5 separate regions of the Homo sapiens genome follow, and all the other regions are linked to region 4. Evidence: chromatin contacts called from ENCODE Hi-C or POLR2A ChIA-PET data. All regions are on one chromosome and are shown on one strand. Each heading gives the region's core, a stretch centred on a gene start or an enhancer-like site at or near the end of the contact. The rest is flanking DNA. Distances are from core to core; before and after follow the strand shown.

Evidence for each region. Hi-C counts contacts between places; a loop is a spot of excess contacts on that map. ChIA-PET counts read pairs that join two places held with the same protein, here RNA polymerase II (POLR2A). Pooled maps may share reads with other maps.
Region 1: a map with no recorded cell type shows a loop between it and region 4 (5-fold over the local background). The contact joins two enhancer-like sites. A Hi-C loop is called at or near these places in 1 of 37 single-sample maps with no recorded cell type and 2 of 50 pooled maps. POLR2A ChIA-PET finds 5 or more read pairs at or near these places in 1 of 52 experiments (PC-9).
Region 2: a pooled map shows a loop between it and region 4 (2.0-fold over the local background). The contact joins two enhancer-like sites. A Hi-C loop is called at or near these places in 2 of 50 pooled maps. POLR2A ChIA-PET finds 5 or more read pairs at or near these places in 2 of 52 experiments (WTC11 and activated naive CD4-positive, alpha-beta T cell).
Region 3: a pooled map shows a loop between it and region 4 (2.5-fold over the local background). The contact joins two enhancer-like sites. A Hi-C loop is called at or near these places in 1 of 37 single-sample maps with no recorded cell type and 5 of 50 pooled maps. POLR2A ChIA-PET finds 5 or more read pairs at or near these places in 1 of 52 experiments (AG04449).
Region 5: a loop to region 4 is called in a map of IMR-90, with 7 times the contacts of the local background. The contact joins two enhancer-like sites. A Hi-C loop is called at or near these places in 1 of 168 maps with a recorded cell type or tissue (IMR-90), 1 of 37 single-sample maps with no recorded cell type and 3 of 50 pooled maps.

What each region holds. Positions count from the first base shown.
Region 1 is chr14:71,116,695-71,120,086 of GRCh38, forward strand. No RefSeq gene overlaps it. Among named protein-coding and RNA genes, the nearest start is that of SIPA1L1, 200 kb to the right of the region's middle. RefSeq lists a silencer at 38-332. Within about 2 kb of position 1,742, at least 10 of the 41 ENCODE cell types and tissues checked have a DNase peak (open chromatin) inside an H3K27ac peak, as active enhancers do.
Region 2 is chr14:71,243,572-71,247,185 of GRCh38, forward strand. No RefSeq gene overlaps it. Among named protein-coding and RNA genes, the nearest start is that of SIPA1L1, 75 kb to the right of the region's middle. Within about 2 kb of position 2,285, at least 2 of the 41 ENCODE cell types and tissues checked have a DNase peak (open chromatin) inside an H3K27ac peak, as active enhancers do.
Region 3 is chr14:71,163,509-71,167,079 of GRCh38, forward strand. No RefSeq gene overlaps it. Among named protein-coding and RNA genes, the nearest start is that of SIPA1L1, 160 kb to the right of the region's middle. Within about 2 kb of position 1,928, at least 5 of the 41 ENCODE cell types and tissues checked have a DNase peak (open chromatin) inside an H3K27ac peak, as active enhancers do.
Region 4 is chr14:71,554,064-71,557,896 of GRCh38, forward strand. All of the region lies in intron 4 of SIPA1L1 (signal induced proliferation associated 1 like 1), which reads left to right. Among named protein-coding and RNA genes, the nearest start is that of SNORD56B, 160 kb to the left of the region's middle. RefSeq lists enhancers at 1,110-1,169, 1,330-1,389, 1,500-1,559 and a silencer at 1,980-2,079. Within about 2 kb of position 1,733, at least 9 of the 41 ENCODE cell types and tissues checked have a DNase peak (open chromatin) inside an H3K27ac peak, as active enhancers do.
Region 5 is chr14:71,854,687-71,858,225 of GRCh38, forward strand. No RefSeq gene overlaps it. Among named protein-coding and RNA genes, the nearest start is that of RGS6, 76 kb to the right of the region's middle. RefSeq lists an enhancer at 1,576-1,645. Within about 2 kb of position 1,650, at least 2 of the 41 ENCODE cell types and tissues checked have a DNase peak (open chromatin) inside an H3K27ac peak, as active enhancers do.

The DNA.
Region 1 (3,392 bases), core at 492-2,991, 440 kb before region 4:
ATTCAGTTTCAGTGCCCAGTGAACCATGCCAAAAGGGGAAAGTCATCTTTCAGTCCGAGGTTCCTTTTTTCTTATGAGAGCACTATTTACGGATACAGAAGCAACCGGCCCATATAAAAATACTCCACATCTGTGGCCTCATCTTAAAGCAAATATTCTTGACCTGTCTTTATCATATAAAGTCAACATTCCAGGATAGCACTGAACTTAACCAGATACCCAGTAGTGCCTCTGTGTGTTTGTAATACAGTTGACCCTTGAACGACGCAGGGATTAGGGGTGCCAACGCCCGGCACAGTTGAAAATCTGCATATAACTTTTGATTACCCCGAGTCAACTCCTGTGAACAAAGGCTATCTTGAATTTGGAGGAAAGAGACTATTTCAGTGAGATACAGAAATAAATACAGAGACTTTATTTTTGTGAGATACAGAGATTTGGCTTGGCAGTTATTTTCTTTCTGCAGTTCAAAGGAATCATTCCACTGTCTTCTACCTTTCATGATTTTTTTAGTCTTGTTGCTCTTTTAAGGGCAATGTATTTTTAATCCTCCAATTATTTTTGTCTTTGATTTTTAAAGCTTTCCATATAGTGCCTGTGTGTAGTTTTCTTTGTATTTATCTTGCCAAAGTGTTTTTTATTATCACTGAATCTTGGCCATTATCTCTTCAAATATTCCTTCTGCCATATTATTTTTCTCTCCTCCTCTCACACCACAATTATACACATATTTTACCATGTCCTTTATCTCATGTTCTTTTCTGAATTTCCTATCTTTGGTCTCTCCATATTTAGTTTAAATATTTTATTCTACATATCTTCCAGTTGTTATTTTTCTTTCATCATCTGTATCTAATATTCTGCTAAACTGATCTATTGAGTTATTAATTTTAATTTGTATATTTTTCAGTTCCAGAATTTGCATTTGATCCTCTAATATATTTCCAGTTACCTGCTGATGTTCTTGCTCACTATTTAATTTATTAAACATATTAACTACAGTTAAAGCTCATATATGATAATTCCAACATCTGGGTCTCCTGTGATTCTGTTTCTGTTGTTTTTTTTTTCCCCCTCTTGTTTCTCTGTTTTGTCTTTTGTCTGTGTATTTCTGATTGAATACCAGACACTGGTATTCATTCAGAATACATTCTGATTGAATGCCAGACACAGTATATGAAAATCTGTACATAATTGAGGCTGTAGATGTTATAATCTTCCTCAAGATGATCTACTTTTACTTTTGGCAAACAAGGTAGGAAATAAGGGAATGAGCTGTTTGGAAGATGATCTTCAGCCTTCTGAGAACTGATCTGTTTCTCTTTTACTACTAGGGTGTAGCCCTTTAGATATACAAACTTAAAGACTGGGTTTCATCTTTGGCGGGCCCTGAATTGTAATTACAAACACCCCAGCCTTGTGAAAGTCCAAAATCACTGCTCAGTTTCTCAGCCACTGCTTTCAAATTGGCAGATGTGGCACTGAAACCATCCCCAAGAAAACTTTATAAAATTGATTAAGGGAGAAAATAAAATTCAACTAGGTTTGCAGTACAATGAGCAGTAATCATTAAGCCAGCTTGCCCTTTGGCCTACTTCCCTGTAGCTGGCCGCTGCTTACTACCCCAGGAAAATGTAGGCCTTGTCACAAGACTTTGTTCTATAGCTAAAATCTAAGAGTTTCTCCTTTAGGTTTTGCATATCAACGAAACTACTGACACCGGCTGGCTGAAGGGCCCCGTAAGAAGCTGACTCATGGAAGAATAGTTTCCATATCCTATGATTTCATCTCTTTACCAGGACCAATCAACAACCCCAATTTTCCAGCCTGTTGTCCTCCACCATCCCCTTAAAGACACGCCCAGAACCCCTCGAGGGAACAGATTCATGGCTTGAGAATTCCCCTCCATTTTCTCATCCAGCAGCCTTGGATTATTAAATTCCAATGTTGCTGCAGTTCCCGTTGTCAGTGTAGTATTGATCTGTTGTCGCCCAGCGGGCATACAAACCTGGCAGTCCTGTTACAACACCAAATACCAGTCTTCCCTCTCTGGGCTTCCTTCTCTCTGGGGTCTTGGCCCCTAAAGTCGTAGTTACTGCGGTAGCACTCCAACACCTTCAAGTATATTTTTATGCTTTGTACAGCTTTCCTCATTATTTTTGATTGAAGGGTTGATCTGAAACAAGCTAACCTCTTGTCAAGTCTTTTCTTAATGTCAGTTGGCATCCTCACCCATCTATTACAACATCTAATTACTTAAACTTTGACTTGCCTTTGCCTTGACTTTACTGGCTATATTCTTTCATTTCAGATTCAGCCATGCCTTAGTTGCTAGCTAGCCTACTGATTGTACCCAGCCACTATTGGAGGGTTAGAGTAGTGAGAGGAGTGCACAGGGTTTTGTGGTACAAACCAATCCACTTGAATAATGGGAGCTGAGGGAAAACAAGATCAGTGGCCTCCAAAGTGGGTGTGGGCATGGCAGCTATCTGAAATCTGTGTCCCACCCAGTCCAAAATGTATCATAGAGGTAGGCCAGACACCTCAGGTAAAGCAGAGATGTCTAGACCAGTGACACATACGCAGGATCTGACCAACATTTTGTACTCTTGCAGGCTCTGGTTAGATGACAGAGTCACATTACTCATGATTTCAAGATCAGTGTTTTTTGTTACAGCACAGTGAGTTTTTTCCTGTTCACTTTTCTAGGCAGTGATTTTCCTGGCCTAAGGTCTTTTTTTTTTTTTTTTGAGATGGAGTCTTGCTTTGTTGCCCAGGCTGAAGTGCAGTGCACAATCTCGGCTCACTGCAACCTCTGCCCCCCAGGCTCAAGCAATTCTCCTGCCTCAGCCTCCTGAGTAGCTGGGATTACAGGCATGTGCCACTACGCTTGGCAAATTTTTTTGTATTTTTAGTAGAGAGGGGTTTCACCATGTTAGCCAGGATGGTCTCGATCTCCTGACCTTGTGATCTGCCTGCCTTGGCCTCCCAAAGTGCTGGGATTACAGGCGTGAGCCACCGTGCCCGGCCTGGCCTAAGGTCTTATTAACTCTCCTCCATTTCAGACATGACCCCCTGTGGAGTTATAGCTGCAACAATAGCAGAGACAGGATTTAGCCAATGCAGGGTGCTTTTCCAGCCCTAGCTTAACCTTTCCATTCATTCTAAATGAAATAAAATCTCCACAGGTAACCCAAGGACTGAAATAGGCTTCAGGTAAGAAGTGAGTGAACTTTGTATTTTTCCTGAGCTTGGTGGAATGAGTGTTTGGAAAAGTTAAATGGTTTAACTACTGAAAACCACCCAGGCCACAGGCATATGATTCATTTTGTGTGACCTTAGACTTTTTCTTGGAAGATTTGGGGCCAGAAAATAGGAAGCCAAAAATAGCT
Region 2 (3,614 bases), core at 1,035-3,534, 310 kb before region 4:
CTGAATGCAGGTGTGCTGAACTGACCTGGCCTCGGCTCCATTAGTACTTGGAATGCCTTTGGATGGTCTCTTTACTCCTCCAGGCACGCTTTCACCATCTGAAGAATGAACCAATGATCTCTTCGAGATCTTCCCAGATCTGACATTCTAGGCTTTCAAAGTCAAAACTAGTTTTAAAATCCTAAGAAAACAGAGAATTTAAAAAAATTTCCCATAAATGTTTCTATCTCAAATGCTTGATCATTGGGCTCTGCTTCATCATCAAAATGCGTGCATGCAAGTCTTCAGGCTTAAATGTTCCCATGAATACATCAGTCTGGTATCTGGGATACATTTACATTTTTAGCATTGGTGTAATTCTATTTGGTTTTATGCCACAGGAAGTTCAAGCCTGATTCAATTCAGGAGTTTCATAAAATGAGTTTTTAGAAGGAAAAGACAATGCATTGCACATGTTATACCACTGTACTTTGCATTGTTATCCAATCAGGTGTGTTAAGGTTGACTTTTGCTTCAGTCCAAGAATCTGTTAGCAATCCATAAAGTGGAATATTTTACTCTCTTATTTGGAAGCACGGAATTTAAGAGCTGGAAGGTAGGCAGACATCTCTTACTAAAACAAGGGCAGGGAGACTTTTTGTACATTTTTGCATACCTCTCAGCTCCTAATGTAGTTCTCATATAAATACCAAAATACCTAAAATATCTAATACCAAACAGAAGGAGGCCTGGTTTCTAAGCCTGGGGATGAGAAGGTGGTCAGCAGCATAAAACAGAGTTGCGTCGTTTGAGAGTGTGTCTCTTTGCATCAAAAATATCCAGAGCAAGATTTAAATTTCTGTCTGTCAGCGAAGGGGCAGAGACAACTGTGCAGAACTCCGCAGAGGAAGAAACTCTTCCTAGGTAACAGCTGCTGCTGGCTTTTTTCATAAAGTGCACACGCAAGAGGAGCAACCCTCTTGGGAAGCAGAGTTGATGACAACTCAGCACTTAAGGGAGGGAACTTAGAGCCAGTGCAGACAGACTACAGAGTCCCAGCAACTGGATAAAACCTCTGGACTGAGCAAGCAGATGTGCTAGCAGTAGAGCCCAGAAGAGAAACCCTAACAAAAAAGGATTAGAAGCAAAGATACTGAGATGACCCAGAAGGGAATCAAGGGGATAACATGGAGGTAGGAAATGGGAGGGAAAATCCTAGGGACATTACCGAAATCATGGGAAGGCAGTAGAATCTTCAGTCCCTGGATCTTAACCAATGGGAAGTTAAAGCCAACATAGAAAAGGCAGGACTCAAAGTCAAACCCAAGGAAGAGAGAGAGTTGAATACTGGGTAATGAAGAAAACGTTTAAAGCTGGGAGAATTGAGAATAGAGAACACTAAAGGCAGCAAATTCAGATGACAGTGATTCCTAAATTTCTAGAGTGTTTATTATGTGATACTTGACCATACCTGGCTGGGGTGACCGTTTAAAGGAAATACATAGTAGTTTGGAAAAGACAACAAAATAAGAAGATCCAAAAATGATCAGGACAGAACTATCTCCATTAGACAATGTCCTTGGATATTAGAAATGAATATAAGAACCACAGTCTGAAGACCCAGCAGAAAAGAGTTTGAACCATAGGAGTTTGAATACATTATCCATACATTGTAGGAACATTTACTATTCATAAAACCAGAAGTTAGGTGAGAGAGGGCAGTTCCAGGGTTATTTAAATAAGGGGCCAATGCCAACAACAAGGACCCGGATTCCTCGCGTCTATCCCCTTTCCTATCCATAGAGTGGTGTCCTCTTAGGATGGCTTTCCTCATGGCTTCTGTGGGAAACAGAGAAATCCCTTCACTTGCGTAACTTCTTAAAAGCAAGGAATCCCTTCCCAGAGAGCCTCTTGCAAGTTTCCCTTACATCTTTTCAGCCAGAAGTGCCTTTCTCTCCCATGCAAAGCAGTCCCTTGGAAAGGGAAACGAGGTCAACAGGCTATAAGGGACTGATAAAGGTCCCTTCTGGGTGGGTTCTTCCGCCAAAGCACACAGCCATTCAGATGGGGGTGAATAGAATCAGGATTCACCTTGCAAAGGAGAAGGAATGAGGACCCAACTGCACAAGGAATTGCTCTGGTTAATGGCGACTGGATGTGGGTGGGAAGCATCCCGGAGCCAGGGTGGTCTCAACCTCCCCTTTGGCTCTCTGCCCTCCTTCTGTTGGGGAGCACTAACTGAGGTCAAGAGAAGTGAGGTAACATACCCACCTGTTGTCTCAGACAGCAAGAGACAGCCCTCAAACCTCACCACCCTCATTCAGTTCAATGCACTTTCCACCACAGCATCCTGTTTTCTCCTGGTAACATTTTAAATCGCCTTTGTTGAGGCTCAATGCGGGGCAGACATTTTGCCATGATATTAGAAGACGTATCCACCATGGCCATAATGAGGTGCAGCCACTTTGGTGGAAACAGCAGGGAGTTCAGAATCAACTCTGGTTTGACTGTTGACTCCCTTTTCTAGCTGAGGAGCATGGGGCAGCTACTTGCTTTCTCTAGGCCCAGCTCTGCCACCCTTCCTTTGGCATGTGAGTTCATTCAAAGGAGGCAGTGCTGTGAGGGATGCTGATATGGTTTGGTTCTGTGTCCCCGCCCAAATCTCATATTGAATGGTAATTCCCAGTGTTGGAGGAGGGGCCTGGTGGGAGGTGACTAGATCATGGACGGATTTCCCCCTTGCTGTTCTCGTGATAGTGAGTGAGTTCTCAGGAGACCTGGTTGTTTAAAAGTGTGTAGCTCCTCCCCATTCACACTCTTCTTCCTGCTCCAGCCCTGTAAGATGTGCCTGCTTCCCTTTCACCTTCCACCAGGATCGTGAGTTTCCTGAGGCCTCCCCAGCCATGCTTCCTGTACAGCCTGCAGAACCATGAGCCAATTAAACCCCTTTTCTTTATAAGTTACCCAGTCTCAGGTATTTCTTTATAGCAGTGCACGAATGGACTAATACAGATATCATGGCAATAAATGGGGCATTCTGTAAGCCCATGAAAAATGGTTCTGGCCTAGGGGCTATAGACATGGAGATGTGGAAAACAAATACCCCTATTTTTCTGTCCTGTCATTCTCTGACCTCCATTACTGTCTCCCATCCTTGGCCAAACCCAACAGGAAGCTGAAGAGAAAGATAAGGGCAGGAAGTGGGTGAGGGGAGGGTTAGTATGGGCAAAAGAAAATAAGCAAAAGAGTTGTTGTGTGTGCCTGGTATATACTAGATGTATGACTATACATGGATATTATTTTTGTTGTTTTTTATTTGTTTTGTTTTTTAAATAGAGATGGGGTCTCACTATGTTGCCCAGGCTGGTCTCAAACTCCTGGGCTCAAGTGATTCTCCTGCCTTGGCCTCCCAAAATGCTGGGATTACAGGAGGGAGCCACCATGCCAGGCCTTTTTGTTGTTTTCTTTTTATTTTTAGAATCCTGAAGTCAAGTTCTGGAAAAAAGAAAAGTGAAAGTTCACAGAGATAAGAAACAAGGTTGGCACACTAGACTATGTATTGGGGACCACGGCTCCCAGTCCTCCTGCAACTCGGCTGTCTCCCTGTCCTGCCTGTGTCAGTGCCTCATGGGCCC
Region 3 (3,571 bases), core at 678-3,177, 390 kb before region 4:
TTCTAGTTCTCTATATAGGAAGACCAGTTCCTGGTTAATCAGATAGTCTGCCTGCCTGCCCGCCTGGCTGCTTCCTAGGTACCCACAGTTCTCCAAAAACAGGCCCCAAGGAATGTAACCCCTTCTCTGAACTCTATTGCTCTGTCTTTTGCTCATGGCCCTTTCTGCCTGTGACCTCTGGATATTTTAGAATGCACAAATGTGTTGTCATTTTCAGAGTATTTGCTTTTCTTTCACTTCCTGTAGCCTCTACTATGTCCACCAAGTGTGTAGCACACAGCAGATGCTAACGGGCACGGTGCACTGCACATCTCTTTCCTTATCAAAGGCACATACGGACCCTCCATTCTTCAGACATGCGCTCAACATCCCCCTTCTACATTTCCTCCCACATAGACTGTGATCTCTCTCTCCGCTCATCTCCACCCACTATGATCCTACCCACACTTTCAGACACAGCTCTGATGCCACCCTCTCCAAGGGAGTTTCTTCTCCCTACTGGCATGTGTCTCCCTATTCCTAAGCAGTTTTTCTCTGTATTGGGGCCTCCTTTTTACCCTGCCATGGCCCACGGGTATTTACACTTCACATTGCCCAGGGTAGTGGGCTCCCAAAGACAAGAACCTGGTCTTCATCACCTCTGTCTGTGTCCAAGGCACCTAGTGATGCTAAGCACATGTTCTCTGGCTCAGGCAATGGCAAAGTGAGCTCAGGGGTGGCTTTTTCTGCCTTCAGCAGCAAATTCTGTCTTGTTTGCTGTTGGCAGCACTTCAGGGCCCATCACCTGCAGGAGTCAGACCTCAAAGGTGCTGAGCAGGGGACATATGGCGCTTGTCCTCTCCCGACTAAGGGAGTCCTTGGTGAATGGCTGATCTCAGCTGGAGCATGTCCCTTTCTGCTTAATCAGCTGTTCCTTACATTCTCTGCTGGTGGGAGGCGGGGTGGGGGGTGAGAGGGGGGTGGTAAGTGAGGCAGCTGCTGCCTTTGCTATGGCTATGATTCTGACCTGCAGCCACTGCAGGATCTGGAGCCGGGACCTGATGTCGAGGCCTAGAGTCCCTCAGTGCACACCCAGAGAGCCCAGTGGGTCGCATGAGCTTCTGCTGGGAAAAGGCCTGGCCTTTCCTGTGCAGGTGGATGCTCCAGGAGAAGGAGCAGAAGCTTCATAGCGGCAGAGAAACTCTAGATGCAAGCTGCTCAACTTGTGGTCCACGAACCACCAGCAAGGACACCAACACATGAAGCTTATTAGACACACAGAATCCAGGGTGTCATCCCAACCTCCGGAATCAGAACCTGCATTTTAGGGAGAGCTTCTAAGTCATGCGTATGCACATTAAAGTGTTAGAATCACTGGTCAGTTAATAGCCAGGCTCATTTGTAAGTGTCCAGCCCTACTGCTGCAAACCAGTATATGAATTTGCAACAGCTACAATTAAGCACATCGTTAATTCAACCTGGAATGCTCTAAGGCAATATAGCTGAGAGTTGGATGGTGTTTGATTGTTTTATAGCAAGAGACCAGAAATGCTCAAATGCTGCCTTATTTTTCACACACACAAAGTGACAAGTACAGAGTAGGAATGAATATACCATTTTATTAATAGCTGAGCCAGAACCCAGTAACCTCTTTGCAGAATGGTGGTAAAAGCTGGGTGGGCGTCCACAAGCCATACAGCCTCATCCTACACCTGAATCTCAGTCTCAGGCTGCATGGAAAAAGGAACCTGAGGGCAGAGCTCCCTGCCAGGGCTTGCCCTTGGGCTGACTCTCAGTCACCCTCCCTCACAGGCACAGCGATAGTGGGGAGAGACAGGCAGGAATGTGGGACTGAGCATGCGATGATCCTGCTCACCAGTAAAGGGAGAAGATGAATGTCTGGAAACTCTGACCAATCTGATAAGCAATGCCTTCTCCCTCAGGGCCACCAGGAAGGCCCAGCCAGAGGCAGCCCCGGCACAGCTGCAACAGGGAGGGTGTGGCAGTAGAAATCGGCTTCATAGGTCTTTCATGGCCGCAGCCCCTGTGCTGGCTGAATGCTGAGTCCTCAGTGGACATCTTGTCCTTATCTACTCACGTGTCCCTAAACACTTGCTTTTGAGATACTTTCCTTTTTTTAAATTGCTTTATTGAGGGAAATGTACATACTATAAAATTCACCCATTTTAAGTGCACAGTTTAGTGACTGTATCTATGATTGCTGATACAGTTTATTGTCAGGGTTGTGCAACATCCCCACCACCTAATTTCAGAACATTCCCATTACTCCAGGAAGGAACCGCATGCCCACTTCCTGTCACTGCCCCCTGAACCCCAACTCCCGGCAACTACAGATCCACTTTCTGTGTCTCTAGGCTGGACTTTCCTGAGTGTCCAGACGCTTTGGCGTTCAGGAACTTTCCTTATCTCGATTTCCTTATCCCTCTCATCTGCCGGTGTTTTCTCCTGTCAGGGGAAGGAGTGATTTAGAAATGCCGGGAAGTAGCACAGTGCCTGGCACATGGTAGTCACGCAATACATACTTTAGACTGATAAAAACCCGGGCTGCCATTTTAAGAGTATTTGCGTCTTGTAAGGGTGGAAAGGGGTGATCTCAAATGAATGAGCCCTTTAATGGGAGTATTTCAGACCCCGTAGCTCTCACAAACCCACACCACTGGGAAGAGTTTCCCCTGCCATGGGTGAGACTGGCATGCTCCTTGACTCTGAGGATGTCATGTCTTTTAGAACAAGGTGCTCCCTGTCCACAAAGTCTTCAGATTCAGAACCATTTCACCCCCAATCCCTGACTCCTTGCTTATCAGCACCTGCCCTGCCCTTTGACTCCCGGGGTCAACAGAGTCTCTCTCGCACTCTACAGGTTCCCACTTCTCCAGGATTTTGAGTCTGAGTTCCTGCCCATTTTCCCCAGCCTGCCAGGCCCTCTGATGTGGAATTTTATTGTGCAGATTGCCTGGCAAATCTTCCAGCCCTTTTCCAGGAACCCTCCTTCTTTTGGGCAGCACTTACCTTCCTGCAACAGTTATTAAGTAACTGTCTTTCTGCTTCAAATTAACCTGCTCTATCCTGCTCTGGGAGGTGGAGGCTGGAACTTCATGAGCAAATTTCTGCTTTCCCAGCTGCAAAGCTTTTCCTGCTGAGGCTCTGCACATAGGGGGCATTAGAGAGACGCAGAAAGGCAAGAGAAGGTGAAGGAATTTGCTGCTGCTTAGGGTTTTCTGTCTACTTGTGTTCTGAATTTTATTTTAAGCTCTATTGAGGTATAATTTACATACTGTAAATTCACTCCTTCTAAGCTTCTTAGTGTACCATTTAATAATGTTAGTATACTGACAGAGCTGTGCAACCATAGCTACAATCAGATCTTACACTATTTTCATCACTCCCTAAAGTAACTCTGTGCCAGCCTCATCCCCACCCTAGGTGACCATTAATCTACTTTCTGTCTCTGCAGTTTTGATTTTTCTGGACACTTCATTTAAATGGAAGCATACACTTCACTTGGTGTCCTGTTGCATATGACTTCTTTTACTTAGTGTGATATTTGTGAGGTCTATCTGTGTACTAGTAT
Region 4 (3,833 bases), core at 483-2,982:
TTAATATTTACGACCTGTAGCATCTTCTGTTAGTTTGTAGGAACATGGTACTGATACGTTATTTCTGTTCAGCAAAGGTAGTTTAGAGATTTTTTTCTGTTTAAGATACAGTATTTTTTTTTCTGAACAAATTAATGTCTTGATATTGAACCTTGGTTTCACTGTGCTCAAACCTTCAAATGTTAATTTAAGGAAGTTTAGATTCCTCATTTCTTTTTAAACAGTATTACTGCTTTCTTTGCACACATGAAGCCATGATATTGAATTTAAAAGCAGATGACCTTAAAATCGTGCAACTTAAACACCACAGACTTAAAAATAAAAAATATAAAGATTTTTAAAGAAGAAAGTTAAAAAAATGTATCTGCTTTTCTGATGTAGGCTGGTGAGAAAAGATGTTCTTTTTCTGTTGCTTTCAGTCTTTAGCTCCCTGTCAGTTCTGCCCCACTGTGAAACCGAAGATGTTCTCAGCATTCTTGAGTAACACTTCCCACAGGTGACCTTCTGTATAAAGAGAGCTTGTTGTTGTTGTTGTTAACTTCTATATTGATAAGAAAAAGATAACAGTTCACAAATTACAACATCCTGTGATTTGATTCTTCATAAAATTTTTTGGTGAGGTTTTGGGAATTTCATTCTTGTTCCCCTGATCTGCTACACTTGGGCTACCACACTTTTTATAATATTTATTGCTATAAACATAGTTTGGGAGCATTTAGGTTGTTTATAGCTCCTTGCTATCCTAAATAATGCTGTGATGAACCCTTTTTTTGCACAGAATTTTGTCTTTTGAATTGTTTCCTTAAAAAATACTCAGGAATAAAATAACTGGGAAAAAAAGTATGTAAGCATTTTAAAGGCTCTCGATACATATTCCTAATTTAAAAAAAAAACAACAATTTCACTCTTCCAGTAGCTAATGAGCACATTTTATAAAAATTAATACCTCTTATTTTTCTTAAAGCATACTTAAGGGCCCTACGATTTTCAGATTGTAAATAAGCATTGGCTTCAACTTTAAGTCTCCAGCTGCATTAGCCCCTAATAAGAGAGTCAGACTGTTCTTTGAACCTTTGAAGCCAGGCATTGACTTCTCCTCTGTAGCTATGAAAGTCCTGGATGACATTTTCTTCTAAGAGAAGGCTGTTTCATCTATACTGAAAATCTGTTGTTTATTGTAGTCACCTTATCAATCATTTTAGCTAGATCTTCTGGATAACTTGCTGGTGAGCTTGCACTTTCATGTTATGGAGACAGCTTCCTTCCCGAAACCTGATGAACCAATGTCTGCTGGCTTCTAACTCTTCTTCTGAGTTTCTTCACCTCTCTCAGCCTTCATAGAATTGAAGAGAGTTAGGGCCTTGCTCTGGATTAGGCTTTGGTTTAAGAGAATGTTGTGGCTGATTTGATCTTCTTTCTCTCCAGAACACTAAAACTTTCCATCTCAGCAGTAAGGCTGTTTTGCTTTCTTATCATTTATGTGTTCACTGCAGTAGTACTTTTAATTTTCTTCAAAAACTTTTCCTTTGCATTCACAACTTGGCTAACTGGTACAATCCTAGCTTTCAGCCTCTCAACTTTCAAATGTCTTCCTCACTAAGCTTAATCATTTCTAGCTTTTGATTTAAAATGAGACACCTGTGACTCTTCCTTTCACTTTCAAGTTTCGCTTGAACTTAGAGGCCATTCTAATTTCAGTGTTGTGGTCTCAGAGACTAGAGAGCCCAAAGAGAGGGAGGCAGATGGGGAATGGCTGGTGGGTGGAGCAGTCAGAACTCAAACGACATTTGTTGATTGTTTGACATTTGTTGATTGATTGCCGTCTTCTGTGAGTGCAGTTTGTGGCATTCCCCAAAAGATTAGTAGTAACATCAAAGATCACAGATTAGAAATCACCAAAACAGATGTAATAATATGACAAAGTTTGACATATTGTGGGAATTACCAAAATGTGACACAGAGACAGGAAGTGAGCACATGCTGTTGGAAAAATAGCACTGACAGACTTGCTCAATGCAGGGTTGCCTCACACCTTCAATTTGTAAAAAAAACACCTGCAAAGTGCAATAAAGTGAAGTGCCATAAAATGAGGTGTGCCTGTATTGTATTTATTGAACAGAAACATTTTTCAAATGTTTAACCAATTTTTTCTTTTGTGAATTGCCTACTGTTTCAGAAAAACTCTCAAACCGTGTCTTTCCTCTGCTTTCATACCACCATGACAATCATCAACACAGAAAACACTTCTGTGACAAAAGCTGTGGGTTTTTTTCTCCACATGCCAAACAGCGTACACTGGCTGGATGTTCTCAATTCAGTTCCAACACTATCCACCCTAAGATAGTGTCAGATTCCACAGGTTGGGGGCTCAGTCCCCAAGACTGCCCCTTACATCTTTGGACATCATTGGTAAATCCAGGCCTCCAGACTTCTGACTGACCAACTTTAAGTTGGTGTTCCCACAACCCCATGTTTGGGTTTAATTAATTTGCTGGAGCAGCTTACAGAACTCAGGGAAACATGTTTACTGATTTATTTAAAAGGATATTACAAAGGATTCAGATGAAGCGTTGTGTAGGGCAAGGTATCAGGGAAGGAGCACGGAGCTTCCGTGCCCTCCTTTGGCGTGCCACCTTCCAAGAACTTCTACATGTTCACCTCTCCAGAAGCTCTTCAAACCTGGTCCTTTGGGTTTTTATACAAGGAGGTTTTATTACATGGCCTGGTTGACAACCGTGTAGAAATGTGATTGGACAAAAAGCACATTATCTAAATCCAGCAAGGCCTGTCTATTCAGACTTTTCTTGGCCTTTCTGTGTAGCTTTCCTTCCCGTAGGATATGGAGCAGGACTCTCTGGAATGAGTGTCTTTTGATCCACAATCAGATTAGAGCCCTGCCTTGGGCAGGTGAAAGGACAGGAGGTCAGAGAGAGAGAGATTCTGTTTCCTGAGGCCTAAAGTACCCCAGCATTATAACAAGGACTGTGGGAGTTAGGAGCTAGGAACTGTGGACAAAAACCAATATAGCTATCATAACACCATACCCATTAATACTTCTTTTCCCATTTTTCTTTTGGAATCTTAGTATTTTATCTTCCTTCACAAATCTTTGCATATATTCAGTGTATTCAGTCTGCGTTGTATTTATGGTATTTTTTAAACTAGTATTTGGTTTGCCTTTTAATGTACAGATGTTTAAAAGTTTCATGTACCCAAATCTGTCAATGTTTTCTTTTGTGATTTCTTTCATTAGTTTTGCTCATGGAAAATGTTTCCCCATTAGATATCACATTTTTTCCCTGATATTTTATTAATTTCAAACTAAGTCCTTACCACCCATTAATTTCATAAGAAAAGAAATCCACTATTTGAGAATTAGGAGCACTTTGCTGCTGATCATGGTTACTACAGGTTGTATTTTTGTAGTTCTCTGCACAAAGGGGCCACTTGCACTAATTGTTAACTTTTGGCTTTGATGTGGTACTTGAGATGTGAGTGCCTGTTTAATTCTGTGTTAATCTGTGGTTCTGTTACATTTGGATCGTTGCGAAAGTACCTTATTGAATACAAATATGAAAATGAACAAAGTAAAATAAAATTAAACTAGTCATGATTGACTCCTATGTGAGTTCATACTTTAAGAGGCCCAGAAATTGTGACTCTTTTCAGATGTAACTGATATAAAAAAACCTACCTTACTTTCCTGTGATAGTTATGGATTGTAGCATTAGGCTCAAGTTGACTGCCAACATAGTTTATGGTGATAACTGCTATATTTCTAATTTGTACAAGTTCAATTTTTTAGAAATATATAAATCCATTGAAGTGAAAAT
Region 5 (3,539 bases), core at 400-2,899, 300 kb after region 4:
ATTTCCATGTGGTGGTCCCTGAATTTTACTGCTCCCCCAGCACCCTGTCTTTTTCTCTCATGCTGAAAGTAGCCTTTTAACATTTGCCTTTTAACCTGGGTCTTCCTTCTTTTTGCCTGGAATGGTTGTTTTTTTGTTTGTTTGTTTTTGAGATGGAGTCCCACTGCAAACTCTGCCTCCCGAGTTCAAGTGATTTTCCCTCCTCAGACTCCTGAGTAGTTGGGATTACAGACGCCCACCACCAGGCCCAGCTAATTTTTGAATTTTTAGTAGAGATAGGATTTCACCATGTTGACCAGGCTGATCTTGAACTCCTGATCTCAAGTGATCTGCCCGCCTTGGTCTCCCAAAGTGCTGAGACTACAGGCATGAGCCACTACACCCAGCCTTCTGCCTGGGATGTGGATGTGATTCCCAGAAGTGCAGCTGCCATCTTGCCACCATGAGGTAACCTAAGGGTGTCAGAGCAGAAGGATAAAAGGAGCTTACGTCCTTCATGGCAGTGTGGGACTATACTAGAGCTTGACTACTCACCAAATCTCACCTTGAAAGAACACACACTTTAAAATTTAAAACTCCAATTGTCTCTAAAATAAGAAAGAAAGAAAGAAAATAGGTTCAGGTGAGGAAGTATGGCAGAATGTTGATAATGATGAATCTGGGGAATGGACATATTGGTTCACTATACTTTTCTCTTTAATTCTGTGTGTGTGTGTTTGAAATTTTTCATGACAAAAATTTAAAAGAAAATTGAACTTCACCAAATTTCTTATCTTGATTATTATGTGAAGCTCCAGGTTCTAATCAAGCTCTTCCAAGGGCAGAGGACAATGATTTTCCTGTTGGCCAACTTTTCATTGGCTGCATCCCAATACCCCAGGCTTGCCTCAATATTCCTGCTGTGCTGCTGCCCCCTGCTGGCCTCTGCCATTTTGTGTGCCTGAAGATAAGCTTCCCCCCATGTCAGAGGGCTGTGAGCTCCCTCCACTGAAGAAGGTTTTTAAAGATTAGACTCTTGATTTTAGATGATGTTTAATAAATGAATGTCCCTTCTATTCCCAAATTCTTAATGCCTGATTTTTAAAAAGCATGATGGGCATGTGGGGAGATACAAGAGACACAGAAGCCTCTGCCTTTGCGGTTCATTTTGTAGGAATGAGGATTCATAAAATGTACCACCCCCCATTCTGTCTCAACTGATGCCCCATCCCTCCTTCCATTTTCATCCTTCCAATTTCTTCATTCTCTGTTTGATGGACATGTTATAGGAAATATGTTTCAGAAATACCATCTTTTTAGTTTTTATTTAATCTTAGATTTCCTGAGTGTGATGCTGGAGAAATATTTGTAAACAAAATACCTACTTCAGATGGACCAGAAGAGAGAAAGGACTGGTACAGGTTGCTGAAGACAACCTTGACTGTGTTTTTAAGGTGTGCCCACGTCTGCTAACCCCAGGGAACTATTGAACACAACATATTTGACTGGTTTGCTGATTTCCAGAACAGCCAATAGTAGTGTAACTGAGCAGAGAAACAATGCTGTTAGAAGGGGCACGGTGAGAGTGAGATCGGCCCTTCGGTTTGCGTGGGAGCTGGGTGAAGCTGGTGACTGCTGGCTTTCCCCCGCTTCCCTGACAACCTGCATGACTCAGCAGAGGCAGCCATAATCCTGCTAGGTACACTACTCTATTGACCTTGCAACATCACCCCCATACCCCACAGCAGCCACAGCAAGACCTGCCCAAGGAGAGTCTGATCTCAGACATGCTTAGCCCTGCCCCGACCTGATGGGCCTTTCCTATGCACCCTGGTAGCTGAAGACAAAGGGCATATACTCTTGGGAGTTTTAAGGCCCCGCCCACTGCCATTTTCTCTCAATACTACCACAGCTGATGCTTTCTGGAAAGCACCACCTCCTGGCAGTAGGCCAACCAGCACAAAAATAGAACATTAAACCACCAAAGCTGACAACCTCGTAGAGTCCATTTCACCCCCTGCCACCTCCATGGGAACAGGTACTGGTATCCACACTGAGAGACCCATAGATGATTCACATCACAGGACTATGTGCAGACAATCCCCAGTACCAGCCCAGAGCCGGGTAGACTTGCTAAGTGGCTAGACCCAGAAGAGAGATAACAATCACTGCAGCTTGGCTCACAGGAAGCCACATGCATAGGAAAAGAGGAAGAGTACTACATCAAGGCAACACCCCATGGGACAAAAGAATCTGAACAACAGCCCTCAGCCCTAAACCTTCTCTCTGACAGAGCCTACCCAAATAAGAAGGAACCAGAAAACCAACTCTGGTAATATGACAAAACAAGGCTCTTTAACACCCCCCAAAAATCACTCTTGCTCACCAGCAGTGGATCCAAACCAAGAAGAAGAAATCCCTGATTTACCTGAAAAACAATTCAGGAGGTTACTTATCAAGCAATCAGGGACGCACCAGAGAAAGGCAAAGCCCAATGCAAGGAAATACAAAAAACGATGCAAGAAGTGAAGGGAGAAATATTCAAGGAAATAGATAGCATAAAGAAAATCAACCAAAACTTCAGGAAATATTGGACACACCTATAGAAATCCAAAATGCTCTGGAAAGTCTCAGCAATGGAATTGAATAAGTAGAAAAAGAAATTCAGAGCTCGAAGACAAGGTCTTGGAATTAACCCAATCCAACAAAGACAAAGAAAAACAATAAGAAAATAAGAACAAAGCCTCCAAGAAGTCTGGGATTATGTTAAGGGAACAAACCTAAGAATAATCAGTGTTCCAGAGGAAGAAGAGAAATCTAAAAGTTTTGAAAACATATTTGGGGGAGTAATCGAGGAAAACTTCCCTGGCCTTGCTAGAGACCTAGACATGCAAATAAAAGAAGCACAAAGAACAGCTGGGAAATTCATCGCAAAACGATCATCATCTAGGCATATTGTCATCAGGTTATCTAAAGTTAAGACAAAGAAAATAATTTTAAGAGCTGTGAGACAAAAACACTCAGGTAACCTATAAAGGAAACCTATCAGATTAACAGCAGATTTCCCAGCAGAAACCCTGCAAAGCTAGAAGGGATTGGGGCCCTATCTTCAGCCTCCTCAAACAAAACAATTATCAGCCAAGAATTTTGTATCCAGCAAAACTAAGCAACATATATGAAGGAAAGATGCAGTCTTTTTCAGACAAACAAATGCTGAGAGAATTCGCCACTACCAAGCCACCACTATAAGAACTGCTAAAAGGAGCTCTAAATCTTCAAACAAATCCTGGAAACACATACAAACAGAAACTCTTTAAAGCGTAAATCACACAGAACCTATAAAACAAAAATGCAAGTTAAAAAGCAAAAACAAAAAAAAAACCGAGGTATGCAAGCAACAAATAGCACAATGAATGCAATGGTACCTCACATCTCAATACTAACATTGACTGTAAATGGCCTAAATGTTCCACTTGAAAGATACAGAACTGCAGAATGGATAAGAACTCACCAACTAACTCTCTGCTGCCTGCGGGAGACTCACCTAACACATACGGACT